Linked DNA regions of Homo sapiens: region 2 is linked to region 1. A link is an interaction called in ENCODE POLR2A ChIA-PET data of the cell type or tissue named here. Cell type or tissue: PC-9. All regions are shown on one strand. Each heading gives the region's core, and the rest is flanking DNA. Links, peaks and the distances in the headings are about the cores only. Region 1 has its middle 20 kb from the start of CCL28. Region 2 overlaps C5orf34 (chromosome 5 open reading frame 34).

What was found. Peaks named below come from ENCODE experiments on the same cell type or tissue, not always from the same donor. Only the 100,000 strongest peaks of a DNase experiment are listed, where the experiment ranks them.
Region 2: POLR2A ChIA-PET joins it to region 1 with 5 read pairs; 22 of 35 experiments call an interaction of 5 or more read pairs at or near these places.

The regions. Positions count from the first base shown.
Region 1 is chr5:43,430,213-43,435,212 of GRCh38, reverse strand. No RefSeq gene overlaps it. Among named protein-coding and RNA genes, the nearest start is that of CCL28, 20 kb to the right of the region's middle. In PC-9, for the core only: no CTCF peak of the experiment used is centred there; DNase peaks (open chromatin) are centred at 2,002 and 2,592; H3K27ac peaks cover 1,698 bases.
Region 2 is chr5:43,486,977-43,493,977 of GRCh38, reverse strand. C5orf34 (chromosome 5 open reading frame 34) reads left to right here. Exons shown (of 13, transcript NM_198566.4): 8 at 366-435; 9 at 1,088-1,258; 10 at 1,669-1,763; 11 at 3,249-3,347; 12 at 6,029-6,069; 13 at 6,867-7,001. C5orf34-AS1 (C5orf34 antisense RNA 1) reads right to left here. Exons shown (of 3, transcript XR_007058763.1): 2 at 5,836-5,934. Among named protein-coding and RNA genes, the nearest start is that of C5orf34-AS1, 6.6 kb to the right of the region's middle. RefSeq lists an enhancer at 4,996-5,165. In PC-9, for the core only: no CTCF peak of the experiment used is centred there; no DNase peak of the experiment used is centred there.

The sequences.
Region 1 (5,000 bases), core at 1-5,000:
ACCCAGGAGGCAAAGGTTGCAGTGAGCCGAAATCATGCCATTGCACTCCAGCCTGGGCGACAAGAGCCAGACTCCATCTCAAATAATAATAATAATAATAATAATAATAATAATAATAATAATAATGTGTCGGTCAAAAGTTTTCTATTTGTTTTCCTATGGTTTTTCCTCTGGGCCCAAATCATGACCTTAAAAAAAGAAAATGTTGATCTAAATTTTATTCACAAAGTTCTAAAGCTAGAGCCCTTAAGGAATATCTTAATTTGTAATTTCTTCTATGTGACTTATTATGTCTGTTTCACGTGATGAAAAGACATACTGAACTTAATTCTAATGGAATCTGCAGATGTGGTAACAGGTTGATTTTCACCTAGTTTTGTTATGAATTTATAGATATTTTGTGATTGGAGTACTTTTAACTTCTCAGTTACATCAAGAAATGCTTATTTCTGGCCAACCGCAGTGGCTCACACCTGTAATCCCAGCATTTTGGGAGGCGGAGGCAGGTGGATTACCTGAGGTCAGGAGTTCGAGACCAGCCTGATCAACATGGTGAAACCCATCTCTACTAAAAATACAAAAAAAAAAAAACAACAAAAAAAAACCTAGCCAGGCGTGGTGGCGGGCACCTGTAATCCCAGATAATCGGGAGGGTGAGGCAGGAAAATCACCTGAACCCGGCAGGCAGACATTGCAGTGAGCCAAGACTGCACCATTGCACGCCAGCCTGGGCAAAAAGATCAAAACTCCATCTCAAAAAAGAAAAAAAAGAAAGAAAGAAATTTTTATTTCTGATTATTGCAAATTATTACAAGCATTGTAATTGTTATGTTATAGAAACAATCTATTAAAATGTAAATCCCAAGATATTTAATGTAACTAAAATGCAAAATAAAACATCAACAAGGGTTTTTTAAAATTCTCAGTTTGGTACATTTTAAAAAGATTGATAATAGTATTGGCAAGAGGTGTAAGGAAATGGGCACTGTTGGTGAAACAATAAAGTCACACTTTCTTGCTAGAGATAAATTTGGTAACATGTTTTAAAAGTACAAGCCATTTCACTCAGAAATTCTATTTTAGGAATTTATTCTAAGAAACAAACAAGTAAGTATACAAAGGAGAGGGATTTATATTGGTTGCTTCAGATGGCAAAAATAAAATGAGACAAAACTGGAAATCACCTGAAAGTCTAACTAGAGGATTAGTAGCCTAAGCTACTGTGCAAACAATGGAATACTAATGGCTAAATCATTTAAATGGATGAAGTAGATATATGTAATGATATGCAAAAATGTCTGTATGAAATATTTTAAAAATAAAGGCCAGTAATAAAACAAGATGATTCCATTTTTGTAAAATAGGCATATACATGTGTGTAGTGTAGAAAACAATTCTGAAACCTAGCTACCAGGCAATTTACAGTGGTCACCTCAGGAGTTCGGGGAGTGGGCCATAAGGAACTTCTGCTTTTACTTTATATATTGTATCATGTTTTACAATAAGCATGTATACTTTTATATGACATAGAGGTATCTCAATTTGCTATCACAAATGCAATTCTCAGTCTACAGAGCAGCTCTGGCCTGACACCAGCACCTGACTCTCCCTGTAACACACCTCAGACTGGTGCTGATTGTTCTCGTGGGTCAGTGAGCCGAGCTACTGATAAGCTACTCTGTTTCCACATTGGATTCAGCACCTCAGTTAAGCCCACATAGCTGTCCTTATTATTTAATTTGTTATTTCATCAGACTCTAGCTACGTACCAAGATCTATTCCAAGCCAGAAACTTCACAGCCATTTCATTGATCTGAGAAACTCATGTTAATAATCAGTCTCCACAATTACTTTGCACGTTGCATAAATCAAAGGTTCTGCCACCTGCATCTCCTTGGCAGTTCTTTACTTGCCAGAAATAACAATAATAATGAAAGGGTGTATGAAGCATTTTACCATTTCTTCTGACTTTGCAAGGAGTCAGTTTGACTTACATATCCAGTATCGCAATTAATATTGTTGCTTCAAGGTCTGGGCAGCATTCCAATTCCATCAACCCCACAAATGCCTGAACAGGAGGGGAATATCAGTTTAGAGGTCTAGCACATATCGTGATCTTCCTAAGACCTCTGTGTGAGCCTTCAAAGAAGGTGGTCATCTGAATTCACACCTCCTTACTCATTTGGTATTAATTGGTCTTATATTGAGCACTGCCCAAGTTTCCAGGTCAGTGATATTGACAGCATGCACATAAAGTGGAAGGCAGAGAGAAAATTTCCCCTAAATATCTGGGTGATACTAAATAAAGTCTAAAATGTGAGACAGTGGTTACATAACAGGCACATATAACATATCTTAATGACAGTAGTAAAGTATTCCTGAGAGTACTATTAGGAACACATTGTATGCTGCAGAGGCCCTGTTTCTCTTGGAAAGTCATGTGTAAATACCACAGTTCCCTCTTCCTGGAGGTCCACAGCTGATTGCTCAATGTCTGACAATAGTCTCTCAGTGGTAGGCCTGGTTCCCTGGCCAGCAGAGACTCTGATGTTTCTCTAGATTCTAAAATGATTGGCATAGGTTGCTCTTGTGCAATCTGGCCTCCAGAGAAGTTGGCTTGGGCCCCAGGCCAATCCTGGAAAGGGCTCTCCCATTCCCAGGGTGTGACATCTAAGACAAACCACTCTGCAAGCCCTCTGCTTCCTTCTCCACATACCAATCCAGGTGAGATCAGATGAAAATCAACTTCAAGGTATCTTTGAAAACTACAAAAGGGTGGAAAGGAAGTAAGGAAGTGGGGAATTCTGCCTACTTGGACTGCTTAGGGGTTATAGGGTATGAGTTTCTGTCTGTGTATCCAGTATTACTTTTCTTTTGCTGCTGTAATAAATGACCACAAACTTAGTGCTTTAAAACAAGATACATTTATTATCCTGTAGTTCTGTATGTCAGAAATCCAACACAGGTCTCACTGAACTAAAATGAAGGCATCAGCAGGAAAGTGTCCATCTGGAGGCTCTAGGGAAGCATCTGCTCCCTTGTCTTTTTCAGCTTCTAGATACCACCTGTGCTATAGACTCAGTGTATCCCCCCCAAAATGCATACAATCCCCCTGTGATGGCATTTGTAGGTGGGGCCGTTGGTAGGGCAGAGCCCTCATGAATGGGATTAGTACCTTTATAAAAGAGACTCCAGAGAGTTCTCTTGCCTCTTTTACCCTGGGAGGTTATAGTGAGAATTCAGTGCGTGCAACTCAGAAGAGAACATTCATCAGAAACTCAACCTTGAGAACTATAAGAAATAAATTTTTATTGTTTATAAGCCACCTAGTCTATGGTTTTAGTTTTTTTGTTTGTTTGTTTGAGACGGAGTTTTGCTCTTGTTGCCCAGGCTGGAGTGCAATGGTGCAATCTCGGCTCAATGCAACCTCCGCCTCCTGGGTTCAAGCAATTCTACTGCCTCAGTCTCCCAAGTAGCTGGAATTACAGGCATATGCCACCATGCCTGTCTAATTTTTTGTATTTAGTAGAGACGGGGGTTTCACCATGTGGGTCAGGCTGGTCTCGAACTCCTGACTTCAGGTTATCCACCCGCCTTGGCCTCCCAAAGTGCTGGGATTACAGGTGTGAGCCACCACGCCTGGCTAGTCTATGGTACTTTGTTATGGCAGCCCAAACTGACTCAGACAACCTGCAGGCCTTCGCTTGTGGCCCTTTATTCAGTCTTAAAAGCCAGCAATGGCAGGTCAATCCCTTTTCATATCACGTCTGCCTGATCCTCCTTCCATAGTCACACCCTCCTCTGACCACAGCCAGGAAAGGTTCTCTGATTTAAGAACCCATGTGATTAGACTGGGCCCACCTGGATAATCCATGATCATCTCCTCAGCTGAAGGTTCTAATCAAGTCTACAAAGCCTCTTTTGCCAGGTTCCAGGGACTGGGATGAATCTTTGGAGGCCATTACTATATTCTACCTGCTATGATTGCTTCAGTATTTTCAGTTGTTGTAGTTTGTTAGTGGTTTTGTTTGTTTAATACAAGCTGGTGGGCCACCTCCCGTACTCCTGAAACCACTTTCTAAAGTCACTATGACCTGGACATCGCTGTGTTCCTGGTGTCTTTGGAGAAGTCACTCATCTGTTCTGAGCCAACGAGGGATAGGCCAGATGCTTCCCAAGATTCCTTCCTGCTCTATTTTTTTATACTCTCCAGCTCTTTGTCCAAGTAATGCTGGGGCTCCTCAAATTCTGGGGAAATGGCCTGCAACTTGCCTTGTCAGTTAAGTTCATTCTTGGGATATGTTTTTCTCCCTCAATATCAACACTTTTGGTTGTATTTTTCCTTTATTTTCTCCATGTAGAACTACTGCATCTTTAGAAAAACCCTTTCTCTATTCTCCATGAAAAAAATTTTAATTCATAAAAGTCTTATCAGGGCCAGGCGTGGTGGCTCACACCATAATCCCAGCACTTTGGGAGGCTGAGGTGGGCGGATTACCTGAGGTCAGAAGCTCAAGACCAGCCTCGCCAACATGGTGAAACTCCATCTCTACTAAAAATACAAAAATTAGCCAGTGTGGTGGCACATGCCTGTAATCCCAGCTACTCAGGAGGCTGAGGCAGGAGAATCACTTGAACCTGGGAGGCAGAGGTTGCAGTGAGCCAAGATCATGCCGCTGCACTCCAGCCTGGGTGACAGAGTGAGACTCCGTTGCCAAAAAAAAAAAAAAAGTCTTATCAGTTGAACGTTCATAGCCCTTTTGATGAAAATGAATACAATATTTGCCCTCACAGAATACTGGTTCAGTTAGCAATTGAACAAATGTTTAATGTGTTCCTATAATGTAGCAGGCCTTGTATTAAAAACTAATATTCTAATGGTGGAAAAAACCAGGCCCCATCTTAAAATATCTCCTAGGCTAGTTGGAAGATGGACAGGGAGACAGGACATTTCAGTATAGGGTGGTAAGTGCTGCAGTCAGGTCAAGCACAGGGGCTTG
Region 2 (7,001 bases), core at 2,002-7,001, 57 kb before region 1:
CTGTAATTTGATTTCCTAGGGATAGTTGATTCACATCCCTACCATTTTTAGCCTATGTGAAACTTTCCAGGCAGTGTGAATCTATCACCTCTTAAAAAAGGAGTTCCTGAAAATTCTGTCCATGGAATCATTTCATTGCTAAAAATTAAAGGAATAGCCTTAAGTAGGTAAGATTAGCACAAAGGGAAGCAACAGTATTTCCCTTCTAGGGGCTTAAGGATTTCTGGAGAAAAAAAGAGTTCCCAACACATTTCAGTGAAAATGATTTACTGATCATCTAAAATGTTGTATGGCAGTGAAAATGGGTTGCTAGAATTGGAAAATGTCATTTGCAAATGTTTAAGTAGTATTTTTTGTGTTCACAGAATTCTTCAACATTGTGTGAAGATGAGACTTTCTTTAAGCCATAACTATCGTATATGCTGCTGGAAAATGGTATGTTAAAATTATTTTAAAAGCAAGATATTTTTAAATTGTTTTATTGTTTATATCCATACTTCTGAGTTCAAACAGTTTTCCTCTAAGTCATGTGAGAAATTCTTGTAACATTAATGTTGGTTTATTCAGAAAAATACCTACCTAGTAGACAAACACTGAAAGTTCAGGCTTTTATGTTATAGTTTTATTGTATATGGTTCTTATTTTTCATGAAGAGGAAAGGATAGGGGAACTGATTGGATTTGAAGTATGTAAAATCATTAGTCATTATAAACCATGATATTATAGTGTTCTATATTTTCATAACCGTAAAAATAAATTCCTTAATGCTGATTTGGAGGAAGTGATTCTCAGACTTTGATTTCTGTATCTATATTCATTTAATTACAAACCTGTAAGCTCCTAATTTTTGTCTATAATGGATGTAAAGTTCAGAGCAGAACAGTGACTTTACAAATATATTATAACTGAATCTGCTTGAAAAAAAGACTGTTTTGGGTATCCACTTCTGGAAAAATTAAAATATAAGGATTTTATAATATTTGACTTCTGAATAAGTATCCAAAATTGCCCTAGAGTCATTAATATTCATTTAAATCTTGTTCTTAGATAACTCTATTTCCTGCTATTTTTATTTACTTGGTTTTAGGTACCTGGGATAAATGATAGCAATATACTGCCTTTGGTTTTGAAAGAGTCACTCATACCCAGTGTGGGAAGATTTCTTGCCTACTCTGATGACAAAGTACATGCTATCTTTTTAGATGGCATTACTCTAACCCTAAATTGGAATTTCAGCTCTCCTATTGAGAAGAGACAGGTGGGTATACTTCAGACTTAGATCTATTTTTTATTGGTAATCTGTGGAAAACAGAACAAAGAAAACAAAGTACCACACTATTTCAGTTCATTTTTTGAAGTATAAAATCTGTCAAGAAGCTTTACTGATCTCTTTGGATTTCCTAGCAAAAATCAGAATGATTTGACAAATAGTCACTTTTCTAAAGATAACTGATTATAGAGAAAGGGATTAGTATTTTCATTTGCTTTGATAATTACCTATATGAGTGGTGGTTAAATAACACCCATATCTCATGTAAACAACATTTAAACTGTTGCATCTTTAATGATTCCTCTACTTATTTCTTTAAGTTAATGAAGTTAGAATAGGTTGTTTATGTTCTTTTTTTCAGTTCTAAAATGATAAAACTTATCTTTCTACTTCTTCAGGTAAATCAAGGTCTTAACTTAGGTTGGTGTAAGTTAACTTTTCCTGATGGACAAGAGCAGTTAATTCAGATTGAACACCCTGAACCATATGAAAGGTACTGAAAAGCAATTTTAAAAATTATTTTTATGTTTTACTTTTAACTAACAGAGAATAAGCAATAAGCATTATTTAAGTGTTATATATATTTTTAGTTTTTCCATGTGGATAATAATGAAGGCATTTCAGTCGTTTCAGAGTTGATAGCTGTACTTGTGTTTAGCATAACTAAATAGATCAAGTCAGCTTTTTTTTTTTTTTTTTTTTTGAGACAGAGTTTTGCTCCTGTGGCCTGGGCCGGAGTACAATGGCACGATCTCGGCTCACCACAACCTCCGCCTCCTGGGTTCAAGCGATTCTCCTGCCTCAGCCTCCTGAGTAGCTGGGATTACAGGCATGTGCCACCATGCCCGGCTAATTTTTGTATTTTTAGTAGAGATGGGGTTTCTCCATGTTGGTCAGGCTTGTCTTGAACTCCCGACCTCAGGTGATCTGCCCACCTTGGCCTCCCAAAGTGCTGAGATTACAGGCATGAGCCACCATGCCCGGCCTTCAGGTCAGCTTTAATCATTTCATTTGTATTCAAGTAACTTTTCAAAATGAAATGTGTTATAGACATACTGATTTGCTGTGGAGGTTGGATATGGTCAGCTGTGTTAACAATTAACTAATCCTCTAGCCAATTTGAAATAAGATTTGCAACCACAAATAACTGAAATTCTGTATATTTCTATAAAGTGGATAAAATTACGCAATGATTATCTTAAAATGGGGAAGAGTCTTCAGCTTTTTATGAATTTTTTTTCTTTTGGTTTATCTAATTTATTACAGTAAATCTTGTGATAGTCTTCACATTTTAGTGATTTCACTTGAGAATATTCACAAAATAATAGCTTTTTGTTACCTCTTGAATGTATTTTTCTGTTGGGTTTTATTGTGTTTCAGTCTAAGTGCTCATTCATTGCTATTAATGATTTGCCTCAAAAAAGATAGTTTCTTTAGCAAACATTTCTATTGATTCAGCCAATCATTTCAGATCATTCATTTTATTAAACTTGATACTTGTTTTAGATATGTAGTAAGTTACATATAATTACACATATGCATACAAGCATATGTGTATATGCATTAGCAGGTGTTTTTTGGTTTAAATTTTAGTAAGCAAATGCTCAGTCAGTCTTATTTTGTGTGAATATTTTTTGATAAAACTTAAACGCATTTTACTTTGAAAAACTAAAAGAATTAGAACATTTAAAATTGAACTTTAAATGAAATCCAAATATCGCCTTTATTTTGATTCTTAAATGTCACTTGTATTAATCACAAATATAAGTAAATCATTTTATTCTTGATGAATAATGGAAAAAATTTGGCTTTTCTATGACCAGTGAAAAATATTTTGAGAATTGCCCAGTAAATGCTTCACTTTAACATTTTTTCTTTATCCTTTTTTCCCAAATTGTCTTATTTTTACATTTGTTTATAATTTTATAATGTATTCAAGTTCATTTTTCAAGTATTTCTTTTAATGTATTCACTTTAGATATGTGACAACAGTAACATCATGGTGCAGGAGACTGACCCAGACTAGTCCCAGAGAGATGCCCACTCATTCGTCATCTTCTGTTCTCCAAGAAAATTGGTATTTTTCTTTTAAACTTAAATCTGTTTAGAAGAGCTAATACTTTAAAAAAAATTAAAATGTCAAATGGTAAACTGAGACTTTTTTCCCCAAAAAAACTTTCTTAGTTTTGAATATGTTTAACTCCTAAAGTATTTTTGATAGCTTAAGCTTGAAAATAATTTCTAATCAGACATCTAATTTATTACATTTCATCATATTCTATTTTACCTAAAGGTAAGAAAACCTTGCATTGAAAACTTAACATGAAAATGAGTGGCTCTTTTTATGTGACAAATTCATCCTGAAAACTTTATGGAAAAATTTAAAGGGGATTCTTAAATTTTTAGTAATGTTGAAGGAAATAAAAGGTTTAATAACATAAGCTTTCAGAAAACATTGATTTTTAAATAATTTCTGTCATATTAGTTACTTCTCCCAAATTAACTGGCAGATCAAATAAAGCAAGTATTTTAGTCCCTCCTGTGTGCTTTTCAGTGTGCAGGGTACTAGAACTGGGCTTCAAGGGAACTTTCTGTGAAAATATAAGACATTTTAGGGAGGAAATAAGGGCAGAAGTAAAAAGGATATTTTAGCCTGTGGAGATAGAAGATAGTTTTTATGGAACATATGCTATCTATTAGTATATAGTATGAGTTTTGAGGGCTAGGAATGGATCTTATAATAAATAGGAGTTCAGACCTGATGGAATTAGAAAGTCCTAAATGGAAAAATGATAGGAAGAAAGGTCATTAGAAGATTAGTGTCACTGAGAGTCTAACCTGAATATATGGGAAGACAGGGATACCAGGAACAATTTGGGAAGCTTTTTAAGTAAGTTTTGTGAGGTGACCTAACATAGTGTAGTGAAACAAAATGTAAACATTAAGCCAATTTTTGTTACCTTTTCCTAAGCCCTTTCTTAGAACAAATCAAATCATATCAGTAAGCGTTATTTGAATATCTCAGGTAGCTTAAGGATCCAGCTTTGCAGATCCCTCATCCTTTAGCTGTAGCCTGTTTGGAAGCAGAAAAGTTGCTAAAGTAACTAGCAAAAAACAATTGTGATGGAAGGAAAATTGTACTTGTCTATAAAACCATCACTTCACCATTGCTTAGCTGGCAGTTTGTAAAATATCATCAGCCTTTTTATTTGAAAGCTGAGAAGAGGCTGTCAATACACACTAAAAACTGCAAGTAGAGATTGGTGATAGTAGCTAAAGGTGAAAGCAACTAGGAACAGCAGAGGCAAGATAAAGAAATTGAGGAGTAGCTCCATTCCCCCTATAAAGCCTTAGGTATCTCCACTTCGGTTTTTCTTATCAAAGAGGGTAGGTTGAAGGAAGAAACAAGATTGTACAATAAAAAGCTACCTAAGTTGTATTCTAGTATTTTTTTTCCGCCACACCCTCCATTATTAGCTTATTAATTCAACTTTTTAGTCAACAAATAGTACGTTTCATAAAAAGTTCGTTCATTATGAGAGCAATAACAATAAAGGTTGTATTGTTTCTTACATCCAGAAAAATGCGTTGGGTTTAAAAAAAAAAAGATATTTTGCAATAATGAACAATCAGCTGGTTGTTGGGGTAAGTTGTATCCAAGTTCTTTGCCACAGGTGTTTAAAATTATGAAATATTTCTTTTCATTCTCCATCCATAGGCTGGAGTACAAGGGAAAGAGTACAAGCTGACAGGGAGGTGCATGTGATCTGTTGTAGTAAAGCCAATAAAGCAGACAAGTCACACAACCTACTACGAACTGTGAAGATTTTTCTGGTGACTTGAATATTTTAGACTAATGTCTTCATTAATTTTGCAGAGAGCTAGTCAAGTTACAGTTTGTAGTTGTATGCCATTGCTCATATTTCATTCTAACTTGATAAGAAAAAGGATAAAGAACACACACTTAGGGGTTCTGCTGGAGACGTATATATTAGCCCTCTACTCCATACCAGTTGTCCCACTATCTTTCTATAGAACATGGTATAAGAGCTAATGTTCATCATGTTAACCCTCTGTGCTTAAAAAAACAATGAAATAAGTAGGTAGTCTATTCCAGAAAGAATTTAATAAAAAATAGTTGTTTTGACACGTAATTCAACTATTTAAAAACTTGGATCTCCCATACCATCCATTCCCAAAGAGTTCCATATAAATGAGGTCTTAATATATGCACAAGTACAGAAAAGTAAAAAATCCTTTCTTCTGAGAGAAACAATCTAGGTAGGAAGAGCAGGAAGTTAAATAGTTCAAGAGAAGATATTACAAATAAGTATGTGATTAATTAATATGCTATAGGAATTCAAGGAAGGAGAGAGCAGTTCTTTCACAGAAGGAATGGGATTTTAATAGGTTTGTAAAGTTTGCGTAAACTTTAGGGAGGAAAGTAGAGTGTAAGCTAGGTTAGTACTAAGAAGTAACAGGAAGGCCCATTATCCTCAAACATCAATATTTGATTACAAATTCCTTGAAGTGGATTTACAAGGGGTAGACTTTTATTCACTTACCTTTAAAGGCACTCAGTAAGTATCAGTTGAGTCAAGTTGATTTGTTGCTAAATAAAGGTAACATAAAGAGAATTCTTCTGCGTTCTTCCGTTTAAAATTCTAATGAAAAAAAAAGTCAGGTATGCTTATTTGAAATATCATGAATACAAAAGAATCAGACAACTGAATGAATTTTTTCTTTTTCCTTGGACAGGTCTGTTGCTTCTGAACTTGAAAAGATACAGAAGTTTAACTGTATCCTTTAAACAGAATGCACTGTCCTACATAATTACTCTCTTTCATTCTAGGCTTAATTCATGACTTCAGTACTTTGTGAATATTAATCTATACTTAATATATTGCTAACCTTTATTGAGTCAGCAAATACCTAAGATTGTAATTTAAGATGGATCTTGTCCATAGAAGGTATAGCATGTTAACATTTATACTTTTCTTTGAGTTTAAATTGGGCAAAGAACAGTTAATTAGGGTTAAGGTCTCCTTTGGAGACTTTTTCACTTACATAATTATATAATAAAATTATAACTGTTTAAGACCTCTTTTTTTAAATGAAATATTTCATTCTGTACATTCTCACCCAATTCATCTAAATTTGTTTTCTCTTGTGGTTTTTCTCTAATCTTATTCAAATAAGTTAGTTCTATAGCGAACAGGTTTTTCACTCTAAATCTTTTTAAATTAAAAATAGACACTACACAGATTCCTTATAATCCTGTCATCCTACTCTTTAATTCCCGTGTCATTTCTTCACTTAAAGAAATGTTACTGAAATTTTCATTTCCTCCTTACCACCAAACCTCCACCCAAACACACACATACACACTCTATTCTCTTTCCCCCTCCCTTATACTGTAATTAGTTTCTTCATCTACAAGGAGCAGACTTGATAAGCCTTGCAGTTCCAACTGTATTATGAATCCAAGAGGTCTTCCAGCTGAGAAATATTTTAATATGAAGCCTATGCTTTCTGTATATAAAGATATTTATATAGTGAAAAATGTGGGGAAAACCTCCTTAACTAAGCAACTTAGTGCTACTAGAAAATAGTGGTATCCTAAACCAGATTTCTAACAAGAAAAATGAACAACAGTCTTTTGATCATTATAAACCAGGATCTTCAGAAACCTTGCTAGGAGAAGTTAATGAAAATAGAGTATCAATAGCAT